Linked DNA regions of Homo sapiens: region 2 is linked to region 1. The links are chromatin contacts, found by Hi-C in ENCODE. All regions are on one chromosome and are shown on one strand. Each heading gives the region's core, a stretch centred on a gene start or an enhancer-like site at or near the end of the contact. The rest is flanking DNA. Distances are from core to core; before and after follow the strand shown. Region 1 holds the start of RWDD1 (RWD domain containing 1). Region 2 holds the start of DCBLD1 (discoidin, CUB and LCCL domain containing 1).

What was found. Hi-C counts contacts between places; a loop is a spot of excess contacts on that map. Pooled maps may share reads with other maps.
Region 2: a map with no recorded cell type shows a loop between it and region 1 (10-fold over the local background). The contact joins the promoter of DCBLD1 here to the promoter of RWDD1 in region 1. A Hi-C loop is called at or near these places in 3 of 37 single-sample maps with no recorded cell type and 8 of 50 pooled maps.

The regions. Positions count from the first base shown.
Region 1 is chr6:116,569,935-116,573,046 of GRCh38, forward strand. It overlaps RWDD1 (RWD domain containing 1), which reads left to right and starts at 1,570. Exons shown (of 7, transcript NM_015952.4): 1 at 1,570-1,721. The coding sequence starts at 1,649. RefSeq lists enhancers at 965-1,144, 1,175-1,504, 1,725-1,824 and a silencer at 1,545-1,624.
Region 2 is chr6:117,481,259-117,484,357 of GRCh38, forward strand. DCBLD1 (discoidin, CUB and LCCL domain containing 1) reads left to right here and starts at 1,416. Exons shown (of 15, transcript NM_001366458.2): 1 at 1,416-1,635. The coding sequence starts at 1,524. RefSeq lists a silencer at 1,292-1,871 and enhancers at 2,232-2,311, 2,322-2,371, 2,402-2,451.

The sequences.
Region 1 (3,112 bases), core at 320-2,819:
GAACTTCGTCTTTCCAGTTCTTCCAGCCAAAAATCATCCTTGACTCCCCACTTAGGACTTAATGCACTAGCTGTTTCCTCTGGCAGCTCTTTCCTCATAATAAATCAGTATAATTCCTCTGAACTGAGGCGATCCAAAAAAAATGAGCAACTTATACTTGCAAAGTTACTTTATGTATTTTATTTGATTGTCATCATAGTTAGGAGACTCCACTTTTTCATTAAAGTTTAAAAGAACGCCTGAAATCAACCCTTAATACCGTAAACACGGAATCAGTATCAAAGTGTTCCTCTGCTATAGGTAAGCAGCACTCCTCAATAAAAGATCAAGGTGCCTTCTGGTGCTTCAGGGGCTTCATCATTAGGAATCTTTCATTTAAAAAGTGTTCCTCCCACTATACCAGTGAAACCAGCTTTAATACAGAGAAATCAAAACAAAGAAAAATACAGAAAAGTGGGCAACAGCTTTTGAGTATTTTCTTAAAATTTTCCATTTTTCGACTTAGCGCAATAATATAATAAAGGAACATGGGATCCTTTATTATTGTTACCATAGTTTTTAATATCATTTTCATAAAGCTAACCATGTTTATTTAGCCATTTTCTTAGCTTTTGCCATCATGGTTCTTTGAAAATTTTCTTTGTAATTGCTGCAATGATTTTGGAGATCACAGATGCATGCTACTTGCTCAAGTTTATTCTTGGAAGTCGTATTACCAAATTAAAGGTTCTCAACATTTCTCGGGGTACTGCAATTTTTACATTGCATATGATAATTGTTATTACTGAGATCTACATTCCTTTCATCAATTCACAAATACACAATCACAGACATCTTGAGATCTATCATACGTCCAGCTGCGTTCATTTCACAAAATCAGAAGTTAAGCCTAAAGATCTGAACCGAGAAGCCGGACCTCCGGTCTATTTCTCCCTCCTGGATCCACCCCGACTTATTAAGCAGTTAGACCGACCCTTCCATACTCATTCAAGGCAGTGCAGAGCTTTTGCTCCCCTGCCCAGTGGAATCTACACTGGTCCCAGCCTCTCGTCCAACTCCCGTAGGACGCCAAGCAATACGGAGTTCGAGAAGCTCAGAAATCTCCTGAGCCCCACCAGTCCACACTAGGTTGCAAGCCCGCAGCACCTACGCCACGGCGTCAAACCGGAAACCAGAAAAGGTGAAGGCATCGGACGCCCCTCGCCCCAGCCCGGCCACCAGCGACACTATCCTTCACTGACGCGCGATGCCGGCCTTTCAGCCCAGACTCATCGAGCGAGGATGCAGCGCTGAGAGGCTTCTAAGGCTCAGGCCCTGCAAAGCCCAGGAGCCGGCTGTAGGTGTCCTTGGCGAATGCCAGACCGCGCGCACCGTCCCAGCAAGTCCCGAGCGAGTGTGGGACAGGCAGCAAATCAGTGCCCCCTGGCCAGGCAGAACGAGTCGAACGTGGAAGTAGGGAGCAGGCGGAGGCCGGCGCGGAGCTGCAGTTAAGCAAGCCGGGTCTGGCTTTGGGCCCTGGGCCTTCCAGCCGGGGACTCTGCGCCTGCGCCCGCCTGGCCGCCGCCCGCTCTCCCGGCGCGGCAGCTGTCTGGGCTGCTGCGCGCCGCCTAGGTGTCTGGGCGATCTATGGGCAAGAGCAAGGGCCACGATGACAGATTACGGCGAGGAGCAGCGCAACGAGCTGGAGGCCCTGGAGTCCATCTACCCTGACTCCTTCACAGGTGACTCCCGCGGCCGCAAGCCTGTAGCCGCCCCGAGGTGGAGTAGGACGGGCAGGAGCTGCCGCAGCTCTGGGCCTCATAGGTTGGGGTGGAGAAGGGGACCTTGAGGCCGCGCGGCCACCTTGCCCTCCACTCCTCAAGTTCTTCAGTCACTTACCAGCAACCCAGTGACTTTTTCTCCTTCTCTGCTTGTTCCCGGAAATCTAAAAGTCCGGGTGATGTTGGAGGGTGTCAGGCCTGAAAATTGAGTCGGGATTACTTTGGTTTCTGTGTAACCTACAGCAACCTGAGATTTATAATACATTAAGAGAAAAAATACTCCAAGTGCGATTCGTTTTTCCACAGCCGCAAGAATGTTAGTTTTCACATTTTTAGCTTTATTAAGGTAGAAACTGTTTTTCATACGATGCTGTTTTAGTTTATAGGATTCAGAGTGCTGTTTTCAGTTACTCAAATCGGTTTTGAGAGTAGCATAGTCCCTGAAGTCTGTCGGGTTTCTTTTCTTATGAAAAAAAAAAAAATCTGGCATTCAGCAGAATGCCTAATGGATAATGTGGCCCAAATTTCCGTTCTGCTATAAATTCATAGGTTGTTAGATTGGAAGGGAGATTAAACATCATCTATCCTGGGGCTCCTGCTCCAAGCCAAGGTCATGGGGGTTCAGGAAAGCTAAGTGGCTTGCTCTGTACTGTCCGCCAGCGAGTTAGCGGCAGGGCTGGTACTGAGTTATACGTCCAGAACGCTTGCCTGTTCTTTCACTTTCCAGACATATGGGACTTGGGATTCAGCTCCAGCTGAGATTGAGAGAGCAGAAGATTACTTGGTAGGTTGGGCTAATGTAAAATATTATAATGAGAAGTTCATTAGGTATAATTTAGAGGACGAGATTTCTCTATTAAGCCATGCTTCGGATGATTATAAAAATGCTACATAACTATATCAATATGGCTCCTCTGAGATTTGAGAAGCGGTCAAATAAAGCCAATATGAGTGAGTAGAACCTAGGTGTGTGCATTTACATTCCCCATCCTTTCCTTTGAGTGTTGCCTATCGTTGATAGTCAGAATTTATAGTGTAAGGTATATTACTTTAACTTATAAATTCCAACCCCTCTCCCTTTCATTGTTTAGCTTAGTTTTCTTGGCTTCACCTTTTGACCACTGCTTGCAATGGTAGCAAATTTTGTTCTGCTTTGCCAACAGGCAGATGTCTCTCAGCTATCCCTGTATAGCTCCAGTCCTGTTCATGTTCTCTCTCACCAGCAGTACATCTGTGCTGTGAGGATGTTAAGGGGATGAGTGAAGAGGGGTTTGAGAGTGTCATTAACTGGGTGAGTGTGTATGGAGTCTGGCTCCCTTCTCTATCCTTGCTTATATGTGTATGTCTAAAAT
Region 2 (3,099 bases), core at 166-2,665, 910 kb after region 1:
AGCCCAAGTTCTTTCATCTAAGATATGCTGCCTCAGAGAAAGCAAAGCCCCAAAGACAATCTCATTTGAGATTTTATCAGCTTGTTTATTTAGTTAAAAAAAGAAAAGGAAGAGGAAAAAAGGAACGCATGTATGAAATGAGTCTGTCCAGGGTATCCAAAGATCACGAGGGGCCAATGTTTGCCATTGGAGGGGCTGTTGCTTCCTCTCCGCCTCCACGCTTCCCTGCGCTGCACCTCTAGGTGAAACTTCAGCGTGCCGCGCGGTGGTGCGAAGGTGAGGGCAGCGCGCAGAGGAAGTAAACGGGGACTACAGGGGACCAGAGACGTGAGATAGTCCTTAAAATACATATCTAATCTGTCCTCGTCATTTTCCACTGCCACCACCCTATTCAACTACTCGGTGATAACCCTGTAATTCTCCAGTCTCCAATCTGTCCTCCCCAAACCCTTCTCCGCAACTCCTCAAGAGGATCATCGGGTGGAGTCCTTCCCCCTTCTGAACCTTCCGTGGCTGCTCACTACTCCGAGGACCAAGTTAAACATCCTTTAGGTTATTTAGCTGCACGTCCTGGCCCCTACTCTGTACACTAGCTTCTACATCTGGCCGTGTACCCACCTGTTCACTGTGCTCCAGCTACCTGGCCCTTTCCTCCTTCAGCTTCTTTGCACAACTTGTCTGTTTTGGCTCCTGCTTTAATCTCAGCTTTGATGCCACTTAGGCCTTTCCTAGCTGATTCCCGCCCTCACCCCTGTTACCCGCCATCTAATTACAGCTCTCTAAATGTGCTTCAACAGCACCTTTCATGTCACTGATTGCAATTTGCATTGAATACTTGCCTGATTATTTTTGTCTGCAAGTGCCACATGGGTTTAGCCCTGCTCCTGACAAGCACACTGCTGAACTGAGTAACTTTTGAATGAATGAATGAATGAGTGAATAAATCAGTGAAGGTCCTACTTGGCACTGTCATCATCCTATCATCAAAATATTTCGAGTCCCTCGGTGTTGCTATCCCTGGCATGCCCATCCCCGCGGGCTGGCAAAACCCTGGAGGGGGCAGCCTCCCAAGGCACCGCCGCGGGCTCAGCCCATCTAGGAATGACTCCCGCACCACGCGGCGAGGGGCGGGTCCGGCGGCGAGGTGTCCTGCTGCCTAGCAGGTTCACGTGTACTGGTGCAGGTGGGGAGGAAGGCAAGGAAGGAGCGCAGCAGGGCGCGCCAGATACGTGGAGGGGAGCGCGGGCGGCGCCTCGCTCGCCTCCGGCTTCGCCGTCGGTCACTGCCTGGGAACGCGACTTCCTCCTCTAGGGGCCGACGTGCGGGGCGGGGCGGGGCCGGGCGGGAGACGCCCCCGCAGGGCTGGGCTGAAAGCCGCCCCAATGGGATTCGGTGCGGGGCAGCGACTGCGCCCCGTCCCGGCGCCGCGCTCGTCCGCAGAGGAGGCGGCCCGGCCCGGGCAGCTGCGGCTCGGGATCCGTCGAGGGGAGGCCGAGCTTGCCAAGCTGGCGCCCAGCGGGGTCATGGTGCCCGGCGCCCGCGGCGGCGGCGCACTGGCGCGGGCTGCCGGGCGGGGCCTCCTGGCTTTGCTGCTCGCGGTCTCCGCCCCGCTCCGGCTGCAGGCGGAGGAGCTGGGTGAGTGGAGCGCGTCCGGCTGGCGGCGGGACCCGAGGCGCCAGGGGCGGGCTGAGGGCTGCGGGGCGGGCCGGGCCGGGCCGAGGGCTACGGGGCGGGCCGGGCCTGGGGGGACGGAGCGCGGGAGGAAGTCGGGCTCGCCGCCTGCCATCCGCGGAGTCCGGCTCTACCCGCGGGGCTGGGGGTGAAGTAGGTTACTGCATTCCTTGTCGCTCCCCCACCAAACTCCTTCCTTCCCCCAAAACCAGAGAATTAACCTGGCGTCTCTGCACTTTCTCTCCGCCGCCCCCCAGCCCATTTCACTTAGTTTCCAGACTTCCTGACTCTGCTGGCCCCGTGAGAAGTGACCTGACCCCGAGGGTCGCCTTAGGGGACAGCCGTGTGCAGGGCCAGTTCTTTCCAGCTGCCTTTTGACAAAGCCGCTCCTCGGCCGGCGCTGGGCCCTGCCCTCCCTGCCGTCGCTCCTCCCGCGCGGAATTGGAATCCCGGCGTGTGCGTTCGGGGCTCGTGCGGAATGGCCGGGGCACGTTTGCCGAGGTTGGCCTTGGACGCTGGCGAGCAGGCGGTGCTGCCACCTCCTCTCGAGTGTCCTGCTGGCGCCGCAAGTTGGAATCGTGTGGCTTCCTGTGTATTTGAGCCGGTAGACTCTCAACCAGGCTGCTTTTTCTCTGGAGCTGGTCTTTGACTTGGAGTTAGACCTAATTAACCCACAACCGAGTTTACCCTCTGCCTGTCCAGCATATTAAAGCAGCAACCCCCTTTACCAGCCCTGGGTGTCCCTATTTCATTCGTCCTCATTAATTAGTGCTTTTTTTTTTTTAATAGCAAGGGCCAGCTTTCTGCCGAGTTGTTTCAGTGTTTCCTCTCCTCCCTTGCTCCTGGCCGTATATGCCTGAGCTTATTTAATGGCGCTGAGTCTATCCGGAGTACTTTGACAGCTCCCCCAACCACCATGCTTTCTGGTGAAACAAGAATCAAAACTAAAACCAATGCCGGCATTTTTTTCACTGAACTATGCCTCCATTCTGAAACATTGATACTCGAGATGGTGGTGGTGGTTCCTAAGTTTATATTACATACCAGTTTGTTTAAAAAAACAAAATCCCCAAAACCCTAAAGTGATTTTGTCTGGTACTGTAGCACAATACTAGGCAGATTGTAAAATTGTAATAAATACGTAAGATTTTGTTAAATGCGTAGGACTTTTATAATGGATGTTTTAAATATTTTTATTTTTTTCTCAACTCACAGTTTGAAGGTGCACCTTTAATACTATACGTCTGTGAGAATCAGTCCAGCAGTATGTTCCTGTACTAATCTGGCCAAAGCTGTCACTTATCTTTCCCAATAAAGATTTAGATTTTGTATGGTCATCCAGGCTGTTAACTGGGCACTTTGTGAGAGCGGTTCTCTAGGAACAAGTGTGATTGCTTAGATTCTTTTTAAAAACCTATTATCATTATT